Regions from separate parts of the Homo sapiens genome. Here all the other regions are linked to region 3. The links are chromatin contacts, found by Hi-C or POLR2A ChIA-PET in ENCODE. All regions are on one chromosome and are shown on one strand. Each heading gives the region's core, a stretch centred on a gene start or an enhancer-like site at or near the end of the contact. The rest is flanking DNA. Distances are from core to core; before and after follow the strand shown.

The links. Hi-C counts contacts between places; a loop is a spot of excess contacts on that map. ChIA-PET counts read pairs that join two places held with the same protein, here RNA polymerase II (POLR2A). Pooled maps may share reads with other maps.
Region 1: a loop to region 3 is called in a map of naive thymus-derived CD4-positive, alpha-beta T cell, with 5 times the contacts of the local background. The contact joins the promoter of ZYX here to the promoter of TPK1 in region 3. A Hi-C loop is called at or near these places in 2 of 168 maps with a recorded cell type or tissue (ascending aorta and naive thymus-derived CD4-positive, alpha-beta T cell), 7 of 37 single-sample maps with no recorded cell type and 19 of 50 pooled maps.
Region 2: a loop to region 3 is called in a pooled map, with 8 times the contacts of the local background. The contact joins the promoter of CASP2 here to the promoter of TPK1 in region 3. A Hi-C loop is called at or near these places in 5 of 37 single-sample maps with no recorded cell type and 17 of 50 pooled maps. POLR2A ChIA-PET finds 5 or more read pairs at or near these places in 1 of 52 experiments (activated B cell).
Region 4: a pooled map shows a loop between it and region 3 (7-fold over the local background). The contact joins the promoter of GSTK1 here to the promoter of TPK1 in region 3. A Hi-C loop is called at or near these places in 2 of 37 single-sample maps with no recorded cell type and 8 of 50 pooled maps.

Annotation. Positions count from the first base shown.
Region 1 is chr7:143,379,972-143,382,671 of GRCh38, forward strand. It overlaps ZYX (zyxin), which reads left to right and starts at 1,374. Exons shown (of 10, transcript NM_003461.5): 1 at 1,374-1,438; 2 at 1,586-1,808; 3 at 2,277-2,476; 4 at 2,622-2,700. The coding sequence starts at 1,601. FAM131B-AS2 (FAM131B antisense RNA 2) reads right to left here and starts at 1,054. Exons shown (of 2, transcript NR_161353.1): 1 at 295-1,054; 2 at 1-138. It also overlaps a transcript of FAM131B not described here. RefSeq lists enhancers at 1-13, 170-1,070, 194-283 and silencers at 784-1,813, 1,844-1,893.
Region 2 is chr7:143,287,007-143,289,706 of GRCh38, forward strand. It overlaps CASP2 (caspase 2), which reads left to right and starts at 1,345. Exons shown (of 11, transcript NM_032982.4): 1 at 1,345-1,523. The coding sequence starts at 1,450. TMEM139 (transmembrane protein 139) reads left to right here. Exons shown (of 3, transcript NM_001282876.2): 3 at 1-1,042. RefSeq lists a silencer at 972-1,721.
Region 3 is chr7:144,834,803-144,837,502 of GRCh38, forward strand. It overlaps TPK1 (thiamin pyrophosphokinase 1), which reads right to left and starts at 1,251. Exons shown (of 9, transcript NM_022445.4): 1 at 1,165-1,251; 2 at 758-816. The coding sequence starts at 800. RefSeq lists a silencer at 992-1,091 and an enhancer at 1,392-1,461.
Region 4 is chr7:143,262,151-143,264,850 of GRCh38, forward strand. It overlaps GSTK1 (glutathione S-transferase kappa 1), which reads left to right and starts at 1,291. Exons shown (of 8, transcript NM_015917.3): 1 at 1,291-1,435; 2 at 1,936-2,017; 3 at 2,398-2,526. The coding sequence starts at 1,364. The region is part of intron 2 of TMEM139-AS1 (TMEM139 antisense RNA 1); the gene reads right to left. LOC105375546 (a long non-coding RNA gene) reads left to right here. Exons shown (of 3, transcript XR_007060569.1): 3 at 998-1,057. RefSeq lists a silencer at 1,109-1,178 and enhancers at 1,206-1,500, 1,319-1,538.

The DNA of each region.
Region 1 (2,700 bases), core at 124-2,623, 1.5 Mb before region 3:
TTCATAAACTTTTGGGGTTAGTCCTCGGATGATCTCTAAAACATGGCCCAGGTGCTCCTTGCCAGTAGAGTGTAGCCGGATTTGGAGGGACTGGACACTCAGTGTGAACAAGACGAAGGCCTCAGGAGGCAGTAAAAGCTGACAAGAGGAGAGAAAATGAAGCGCCTACGGGTGCATACTGGACTAGCGGGCGAAAGGCCATGACTCCTTAGTTTGGAGAAAGAACTGGGGCCGAGATTGGGGAAGTTTCCCAGTGCAATTAAAAAAAAAAAAAAAAAGAACTAGAAGAATTACCCAGGTCTGGCTTCTTTCGTGTAGCCTGGGGCTGAGTCGCAGGCTGAGAAATCCAGTCTGGCCAGTAGGGGGCTCCACCAAGCGCAGTCTCAGAATGCCCAAGAGCTCCACCGTCGCCCGGGGTCTCCACCAAGCGCAGTCTCAGAATGCCCAAGAGCCCCACCGTCGCCCGGGGTCTCCAAGAGGAGTGGGTCGTGGTGGGCGTTGAAGGGCCGTAAAAGACGAGCAGCCCGCGTCCGCGTCCGTCCTCCCGGGTCTCCAGTCCGCAGGCGGCCGCCGCCTCGGCCCCGCCCTCCCACCTCCATTCCCGGCCCCGCGGACCCGAACGGTCCCTCTCGCAACCGATCTGCTGGCTGGGGCGCTGGGGATGCGAATTCCTAGAAGCCTTAAGAGGCTGCCCAGCGTTGGAAGTTCGTATCCCCAAGAATGCTGGAGGTTCCGGCTCACACACCCCCTCCGGGCACAGAGTCAGCTGGGGGGTGCTGGGAGGGAGAACGCCCCGCTCCTCACCCCCCATCCCCGTGCACCCTGGAGCCCAGCTCCATACGTTCGGCCACCCCAGGCGGACTCGGGGTGGCCGGGTAGCGGGTGGTGGCAGGAGGGGACCGGGTAACGGCAGGCCCGAGAGGAGGTCGCTGGGCCGGGCCGGAGGCGCACAGGGGCTGCGTGGCTACCTCGGCGGCACCCGCCCCACCTCCGCCGGCTAAGCCCGGAGGGGGACGGTGAGTCAGATCTCGGGCACCCGCGGGTCGGGCGGGGAGGGGGAGGCAGGTCAGGAAATGACATCAGAGGCCTGTGCTCAGGGAGTGGGGGTCTGAGCCGGGCTGGGGCGGCGGGGGCGGCAGTGAGTGGGGTGGGGGCGAGCGGACCTCGGCGGAGCCTCCGGCCTGAGGCAGGATCAGGGCCCCTTCCTGGGGGAGTTTCCTGCCTGGTCCGCCCTTCCCCGCTCTCCCCGCCCCCTCTCCGGGCCGCTCCTTGTATGGTCTGGGCGCCGCTCTCTCCCCGCCCCCTCTCTTCTCCCTCCCTCCTCCTTCCGTGTGTCCCTCCCCGCCCGGCTGGAGGCTGCTCCGGACCGGGACGCAGAGTCTGCGGACCCGGCGCCGAGGCGGCCACCCGAGACGCGGCGCGCACGCTCCGGCCTGCGGTGAGGCGCGGGGAGCGGCAGGGCGGCCCCACGGGGAGGGGGCGCGGGGCGCCGGGAGGGGGCGAGTGGGGGTCACCAAGGGGAGCTGGGACCGCCTGGGGCTCCTGAGCCCGGCTCCGCGCTGCGTAACCCGGCGACCCACCCCAGCAGCCCGGCCCGGCCATGGCGGCCCCCCGCCCGTCTCCCGCGATCTCCGTTTCGGTCTCGGCTCCGGCTTTTTACGCCCCGCAGAAGAAGTTCGGCCCTGTGGTGGCCCCAAAGCCCAAAGTGAATCCCTTCCGGCCCGGGGACAGCGAGCCTCCCCCGGCACCCGGGGCCCAGCGCGCACAGATGGGCCGGGTGGGCGAGATTCCCCCGCCGCCCCCGGAAGGTATGCGGCGGGGCTTGGGGAATGTACCCCGGCAGGAGCCGGGGTGGGGGGCAGTCGTTTCGGGAATTTGGGGATGTCTGGAAAGGTTGTTGCCGAGGGGGCTGGGCGCAGCCACCCTGTCCCGAGCAGATGTTCTTACCTCATCGTGGAGCTCGTGGCTGGGAGCCAGGGCTCCTGGGACCGTTCCAAGTCCCCCGCCTGGGAGTGGGAGTCGGGAATGTGGGGCACGAATCTTCCCCTCCGGGTCCGTTTTCCGAAGTGTAACGGGAGCTGCACCACTCCTCGGCAGTGCGCCCGGCCTTTCCTGACCTGGTACTCCCAGGGCGCCCTGCGCCCCTCCTTTGCTTCCCCACACGCTCTGGGACCCCTGAGAGAGTTCTTGGGTTAGGGGTTAGAGCGGTTAACTGAGGGGAGCTTGGGTGAGGGGTAGAGGGACCCCGGCCGACGTCTTTCTCCTTCCTACCCCAGACTTTCCCCTGCCTCCACCTCCCCTTGCTGGGGATGGCGACGATGCAGAGGGTGCTCTGGGAGGTGCCTTCCCGCCGCCCCCTCCCCCGATCGAGGAATCATTTCCCCCTGCGCCTCTGGAGGAGGAGATCTTCCCTTCCCCGCCGCCTCCTCCGGAGGAGGAGGGAGGGCCTGAGGCCCCCATACCGCCCCCACCACAGGTACGGAGGCCTGGGAGGGGCGGCTGCACTGGACACCCCCAAGGAGAGGAGAAGAGGGCCCTTTCTTCTTACCTCCCCTGCACCTCTGCCTTGGGGGTGGGGGGATAGAGGCATGGAATAGGTGCTCTGACCTCTGACCCTCTAGCCCAGGGAGAAGGTGAGCAGTATTGATTTGGAGATCGACTCTCTGTCCTCACTGCTGGATGACATGACCAAGAATGATC
Region 2 (2,700 bases), core at 95-2,594, 1.5 Mb before region 3:
ATAATTTGAGTCTTCTGGCAACATTTGGTGACCTACCCCATATCCAATATTTCCAGCGTTAGATTGAGGATGAGGTAGGGAGGTGATCCAGAGAAGGCGGAGAAGGAAGAAGTAACCTCTGAGTGGCGGCTATTGCTTCTGTTCCAGGTGCTGTTCGAGCTGTTAGAACCCTTAGGCTTGACAGCTTTGTGAGTTATTATTGAAAAATGAGGATTCCAAGAGTCAGAGGAGTTTGATAATGTGCACGAGGGCACACTGCTAGTAAATAACATTAAAATAACTGGAATGAACTCCTGATCCCAAAGCCTATTGTGTTTTCAACACAAGGTAATAGGAAGCCAAGCAACTTGCATGTCTCCCAATCCCTGTCTAGGGACAGCTGCTGGTGCAGGATGGAAGACTTCCTATAAACAGAATGGGCGACCAATTGTGTCTACAGAGGGGGTGGGCTGAGCATGGGCACGCATGTCCCCAGCCTCCTGGACGAGCAAAGTCAGTCAAAGCGCTGGTGATCCCTGCTCCGCGTGCGTAGCAGTGTCTGTGCCTCTCCTGCCCAGGGGCTAGAGAGCAGTCTCCAGTGCAGGGTCCCCATCCTATCTGAAAACAGTGGAGTCAGTGACCCCAGGTGGAGGGACTTCCAGTTTTAACAATGGGTTGGTATGAAGGCCAGAAGGAGTGAAACATGTGAACTTTCTGGCGAGGAGACTCCCTCTTGAATCATCCATATGTAGCCCCGGGGTCACTTGCGAAGAGTCTCTAACAGCTTCTGCCTCACTCCTAAGCTCTGACCGCTAGGCTTTCACCCCAGCCGCCGGTCCTGATTCCTGAGATCCCAATATTGAGCACCAGGTTTCCTGGAATTGTGTGCTGCGGCTGTGATGTAGGTTTCGGTCGCTGGAAGCTGCTAAACCATAGCTGACGCCCCCTCCTAAGCCAGCCTTCCTTCCCCGCGCGGGCATCTGTCCAGGGCCTTGTCGCGCTCTCAGTCTCCTTCGCAGCCTGGCCCCAACCGTTCAACTTCAATAAAGCAAAACTCCAGCCACGCCCGTCTCCGTGAAGTTATCGCCATAGGCCGGCCAGGGGGCGCGAGAGGCACCGGGGTGATTTCCGCGGGAATCGATAACCAATCGGATTCCCAGGCCGAACGGAGCACACCCGCCCGCCCTCGCTCTTTCCCCGCCCTTTGCCCCGCCCCGCTCCTTCCCCTCCTTTTGTCTGTCCGCCGAGCACCCCACTTCACCCCATTGGACCGCGCGGCCGCCGCTAGAGCTCTGCGCCTGCGCACGCACCGGGCCGGGGACTGGGTGGCCTGGTGTGTGGGCGCGGCAGGGCGCAGGCGCAGGCGCAGTGTGCGTCCGCGTCTGAGGGGAGGGATGTGGGGGAAGCGACGGCCCCCGGTTTGTTTGGGCTGTGGGCGGTGCGCAGCGGAGAGCCCGGGAAAAGCGGGAAATGGCGGCGCCGAGCGCGGGGTCTTGGTCCACCTTCCAGCACAAGGAGCTGATGGCCGCTGACAGGGGACGCAGGTAAGTAGGGAACGGTCTTAGGGCTCCTTAGGGGAGCCCAGGGAAGGGGAGCGTGGCCCCCAGGCGTGCGGCCCTGCAGCCCCCTCCCCTCGGAGCCCCGGAAAGCAGCCGTGTCCGCGCTTCCTGCCAAGGGTGGGACGCCCGCCCGAGCCGCTCCGAGCCTGACTCCGCGCAAGGGCCCGCGGGCGGACCTCTTGGCCTTGTCTCTCGTGGGAAAAGACTGCCCCAGCCTCCCTTTGTTCAACCCACGAGGGTTCTAAAGGGGAGGTCTTTGCAGTCCTGCCCGCTCTTGGGTTCTCTTGAAGATTCTTCATCCTTTCCTCTGGCTCCCTTATGAGGGAAACTATAAAAAGACCATACTCTGTCTCCTTAAAAATCGACGAGACCTTCTGCAGACCTCGGTGCTCTGCCTGATGTGCATTTGATTTGTATCGATTGTATCATGATCTGCATGGCTTTGCATAGAATGACCAGATTTTCAAAGAAGTCAATACAGGGTTTGGAAATTGAGTACTTTTGGCAGAACAAGGGGGTTCCTGTGGCTCCGAGTGTCCATGCCTCTGCCCCGGTCATTCCATTTCATGGCAGTCATCACCCAGGAGAACATTGTAATGCCTCCTGCTCGAGACTGAAGATTAAGGTCTTCGCAAAGGGAACCTGCAGAAGGACACAGAATTAAGACGTAGGAACTCCGTGGTGCCCTTCGCCCCTCCTCCCCTTCCAGTTGTGTCCTGAAATTCTAAATGATTGGAAACTTTTATAATGTTCACGTTTAAGACTCTCATACTACAGAGTAGAGGAAGGAGCGGGTGTGCAGAGGGGGTGATGCTTCAGATTAAAACTAAAGAGTTGATTGAAAATTCAAGTCTGGAACTCGAGAGAGTTAAGAACTATAAGTCAGTAAGTTGCAAGTATGGGTGAGATTGTCTAGGGAAAGGCTCTTTGAAGGGGCGTCCCTAATGGAATATCAATATTAAGGGCAGGCCAAAGGCCCTCTAAAGAAAACAGGAACTGGGTAGGCAGAGAGAAGACTCCCAAAGAATGCTGTCATGGAAACCAGAGGAAGAGAACGATTTAAGGAGCGAATACTACTGGTAAACTAATGGAAGAAATCTGCTGCACCACTGGTTAGTATCCCAGCTGCAGTGTTATATGTGATCGTTATTACTGCTTTGAC
Region 3 (2,700 bases), core at 1-2,500:
GCCAGCCCATTCACCAGATGAGGCAAAAACCCAAGATAAATATCTGAGCAAGTCACGTAGACTGGGGCCCCCGAGCCCCAATACCAAGCGCCCCTTTATAAGCTCTTACATTTTGTCCAAATTTGAAATGGTTTCGTTAAGGCAGAAGCTTGGACTACTTCCCCATTGCTAGCTTTGGAAAGTAGTCACTTTCCTTTCCGGGCCCTTCGTCCTTGTTGATTGGCTCTGCAAGCAGCGAGCAGCCCAGCCTGAACTCGGTTACACAGTAATTTCAAATCTTAGAAGAATAAAATATCCTGAGTGTTATATAGATTTAAAACACTTGATATAATCATTTGCCAATCTTTTATTAGATAAGCTCGGGGCACTTTCAATGGATTAAAAATGCATCACGGTCAGGCAACGATGACCGTCCTTAATGCCTGCAATGTCTAATGTTCCGCTATGTTCCAGATTTGTTCGCGCTGTTGGTGGAGGCGCAACAGCCGGGAAGCGCTTACTGGGCTCCACACGGACTACACACACTGTATCTTGTCATTTCGTCCTCACAGCAAGGACTGATACGTAAGCTCATTTTTCAGATGAGGAAAATGAGACCGGCGAGAGGCTGATATGCTTAGCGGTACAGAGCTAGGAAATCAGGGACAGAACCCAGGCTGGAAGTCACGCTGGCTCTAGAGCCCCGTCCTTTCGACCTGTTCCCGTCGCTGGGGAGGGGCACGTCAGTGACACTAAACCGTGGAAAGAAATACAGTACCAGTGGAAAGCAGGGGCTCCAACGGGGTAAAGGCATGCTCCATAACGGATTATTGGCCTCTGCATTAAAAAAAAAAAAGTGAAGTTAGACTCTCAGTTTTAATTAAACATCGCGCAGAACCAACAGCACGGGAGCCGCCTGAACCTGGCACTCGGCAGCGGCGCGCTCCGGGACCCAGGAGCCAGCTGAGCTGCGGCGCAGCACCCGGCGCTGGGGACCCGCCACGGCTCGCCTACAGCACCGCCGCGGGCGGGGGCCCCCGGAGACCGGCCGCGCGGGCCGCTATGAGGTCCGAGGGGTTGCCCCTGCCGCCTCTCTCCGCGAACCCATCACCATCCGGGAACCTGGGGAGCGAGAGGCGGCCGCCCCCTTCCGCGGCCCGCGCGCCCGGCAGCAGTCGCACTTACACAATGGCTGGTAGGAGCCACAGACTGGAGATCGCAGGCTGCGGGAGCTACGGCGATCGACCGCTCGGCGCTCGGCTGAGGAGCCTTGGCGCGCGGTCCTCGCTCGCAGGTTTTAGCCCCCGGGACGCGAGGTGGCCCCGCCCGCTTCCGGGAGCCGGAGGCAAGTGGGAGCCGCGCCCTGTGCTCTGCGTCCGGCACTACCCACCTCAAGTCTCCAAGGCTTCGTTTTCTGGGCTGGTTCTGCTAGCTGTAGTACTGCTGCCGGGCCCTCTGCACTCAGCTTTAACAAGGAGGCCATTTGCTTCAAACTAAGTGGCGAATTCCCTATCACCCATGCTTGACCTAGCTTCCAAGCCAAACTTACTTTCCACTGTGCTGCTTCTAGTCCTGCTACCGGTGTCCTCCCTGAGCCGTCGGGTTAAAAGCTTTCCTTCCTGGCCGGGTGCGGTGACTCACGCCTGTAATCCCAGCAGTTTGGGAGGCCGAGGCGGACGGATCATGAGGTCAGAAGTTCGAGACCAGCCTGGCCAGCATGGTGAAACCTCGTCTCTACTAAAAATACAAAAAATTAGCCGGGCATGGTGGCGCGCGCCTGTAGGCCCAGCTACTCGGGAGGCCGAGGCAGGAGAATCGCTTGAACCCGGGAGGCCGGAGGTTGCAGTGAGCCAAGATCACACCAGTGCACTCCAGTCTGGGCGACAAAGCGAGACTCCATCTCAAAGAAAAAAAAAAAGCTTTCTTTAGGGAACACTCCGTTAAGAGCTTTCCTTACTTTGCTTTGTGGAAACAGAATGTTTTTGTTGGAAGAAACTTTAAGCCACCTATCTGCAGCTGCAGAGCGTCACTGTTGCAATACAGGCTTTTCCAATAGTGAGCGAACCTAATCTCCCTCTACCCTCTTAAGGTTTCCACCTGGGCCTAAGAGGTTAAATTGACTTAAGACAGTTTAACAGGGGAAAAGCTTACAGCTATGTGCATGGGAGTCCACAAGAAAAGACCCAAAGAAGGAGGAAGCCTAAATGCTTATATACGGGTTTAGCTACAACAAATTTCAAAAGTCCATGTTTAAATATGACCTTAATGAACCTAAAAGACAATTGGGGTACAAGGAAACTATCTGCACATGTAATAGACAAGTGGTTGCCATGTGTTTATCCTATGAAGAGCTGTTACCAGTTGATGTGTCCAGGTTCTTGGCGTCTTGAACAAAGAATTGGACAAAACGCACAAAGCAAGGAAAGAATGAAGCAAAAACAGAGATTTATTGAAGATGAAAGTACACCCCATAGGTTGGGAGCGCCCGAGGATAGGGGCTCAAGAGTGCCGTTAGAGAATGTTCTGGGGTTTAAATGCCAGCTAGAGGTTTCCATTGGTTACTTGGCTTATGCCCTATGTAAATGAAGAGGATGAAGTAAATTTTAAAGTCATTTACTGGATATAAGCCCTGTGTAAATGGAGAGGATGTTTCCTGTCATTGCTGAAGTACTGCAATTTGATTTAGTTCCAGGAAGTCAGCATGAATCGGCCTTAACATTC
Region 4 (2,700 bases), core at 41-2,540, 1.6 Mb before region 3:
GGCACTGCAGGCATCTCAAACTACCCCCTTCCCACAAGACTCCACTGCAGAGCAGGACAGTCACCCTGACACCAGCCCAATGGGTTCATCTTGCCCATTACCCAGATGGGGCTAATTTATCAAGACAAGGGAATTGCAATAGAGAAAGAGTTTAATACACATAGAGCCAGCTAAACAGGAGACCAGAGTTTTATTATTACTCAAATTAGCCTCCCAAAATTCGGAGGCAGAGGCTAGGGGACTTTGTGGGTTTTTTTGTTTTTGTTTTTGTTTTTCTTTTGAGAGGGAGTCTTGCTATGTCACCCAGGCTGGAGTGCAGTGGCATGATCTCGGCTCACTGCAACCTCTGCCTCCCGGATTCAAGCAATTCTCCTGACTCAGCCCCCCGAGTAACTGGGATTACAGGCACATGCCACCATGCCCGGCTAATTTTTGCATTTTTAGTAGAGACAGGGTTTCACCATGTGGGCCAGAGTGGTCTTGAACTCCTGACCTCAAGTGATCCACCCACCTCAGCCTCCCAAAGTGCTGGGATTACAGGCGTGAGCCACCATGCCCGCCGGCTAGAGTTTTTTAATGATAGTTTGATGGGCAAGGGGCTAGAGAATGGGTGCTGCTAATTGGTTGGGGATGCAATCACAGGGGTGTGGAAAACCGTCCTCAGTGCACCGAGTTGCATTTGGATGCGGGCCACAGAGGAGTCACTGGTCCAGGTGGAGTCATCCTGTCATTAGAAATGGAAAAGTCTGAGAAGGTATCTTCAAAGGCCAGTCTTAGGTTCTACAAAAGTGGTTATTTACAGGAATAATTGGGGAAGTTGCAGAGCTTGTGACCTCTGGAACAATGTCTGGTAATTGTTAATGCCTACATCTTAGCAGAATTCAGGCCCCTCTCATAATCCTAAACTTGTGGACTTTTATTAGTTTTATAAAACTGGTTTAGTTTGGGGAAGGGCTATTATCATTTAAACTATAAACTAAATTTCTCCCTATATTAGCTCGTCCCATGCTCAGGAATGACCAAGGGCAGTTTGGAGGTTAAAGGCACGATGGAGTTGGTGAGTTCAGATCTGTTTCACCTTCGTAATTTTCTCACTGTTAAAATTTTTGCAAAGGCGATTGCAGCGCCCCTTGTCCACACCTGCGCGCTCCCCAAGGGGTCCCTACCCACCCCGCCCCTGGCTGGGGGCCGTAGGCTGGCCCTGCCCCGCTGCGCCGGAGGTGGACCTCTACCAGGGCAGTTTCTCTCTGAGGCTGCGCGCTAAGGCGGTGGGCGGTCCCAGGCAGGCCCAGAAGCTGGGCAGCCTCTGCCGGGTTCCGGGAAAAGGAGCTCCTGCTGCCACTGCTCTTCCGGAGCCTGCAGCATGGGGCCCCTGCCGCGCACCGTGGAGCTCTTCTATGACGTGCTGTCCCCCTACTCCTGGCTGGGCTTCGAGGTGACGCTGGGAGGGGTCGCCTCGGCAGTGTCTGGGGAGTGAGGGCGGAGGGAAGAGTGAGCGCAGGGCTCCGGGACAGAGGTCTCGTGTAACTCCTGGCGCCGCCCAAGGGGTTAAGGCAAGCAGGGAGAGCTCCGGGGCTGAAGGTCACTTTGTGCTTTTAAACGGAATAGAGTCGCTGGCTCCAACCCGAGCCTTTATATCCCGACTGCAGTTTCCCACGGTGGTGGAAAGAGGGGCGGCTCCAAACATTCAGGGAGAAATGCAGAACACGGCCACCTCTTAGCCCAACGATGGCAGTTTTGGGGAAAACTGGCCACAGGAGCGAAGATCCTGGAATAGATTTCTAGTAGTGAGGAGAGTTTTGCCAATTTCAAACCAAACAATGTAGGGTGTCCGCATAACCCCTGCTCTGCACTTAGCGCCTCCCTTCCCTTTCCCTCGGCTCTTTCACTTTTCCATCTTGCACACTGGCAATCGTTCTTGACCTCTGCCCGCAGATCCTGTGCCGGTATCAGAATATCTGGAACATCAACCTGCAGTTGCGGCCCAGCCTCATAACAGGGATCATGAAAGACAGTGGTAGGAAGGGAGGGTCGGGGCAGGGGTGATCTCAGTGGCCCAAGAGAGCCGACCCCAGCGGGTCCTTATATTGGCACTGGCAGCCAGAAAGCTGCCCTCTGCCCCGTCTCTACTAAAAATACAAAATTAGCCGGGCGTGGTAGTGCATGCCTGTATACCACAGCTACTCGGGAGGCTGAGGCGGGAGAATCGCTTGAACCCAGGAGGCGGAGGTTGCGGTGAGCTGAGATCGCACCATTGCACTCCAGCCTGGGCAACAAGAGCGAAACAACAAGAGAAAAAAAAGGAAGCTGCCCTCTGCCCAAAACCCACGTCGAGGTCCCCAAACCTGGGACCCTTAGGTCTTTTCTCACTTAGCGTGCCCAACCTTCTCCTGGCAGGAAACAAGCCTCCAGGTCTGCTTCCCCGCAAAGGACTATACATGGCAAATGACTTAAAGCTCCTGAGACACCATCTCCAGATTCCCATCCACTTCCCCAAGGATTTCTTGTCTGTGATGCTTGAAAAAGGTGAAGAGAGTGGGATGTAGACAGGGTATCCAGTGAAAAACACAGAAGTCGGAGATTGAGGGATTGATAGGATGGAGGGGCTGCGGGAGACTAAAGCAAGTGAAGCCTGCCTTGGGAAACCTCAGGATCAGCCTTGAGCGAGCTGAAGGTTGCCGGGCATGAAAGGGAAGAAGA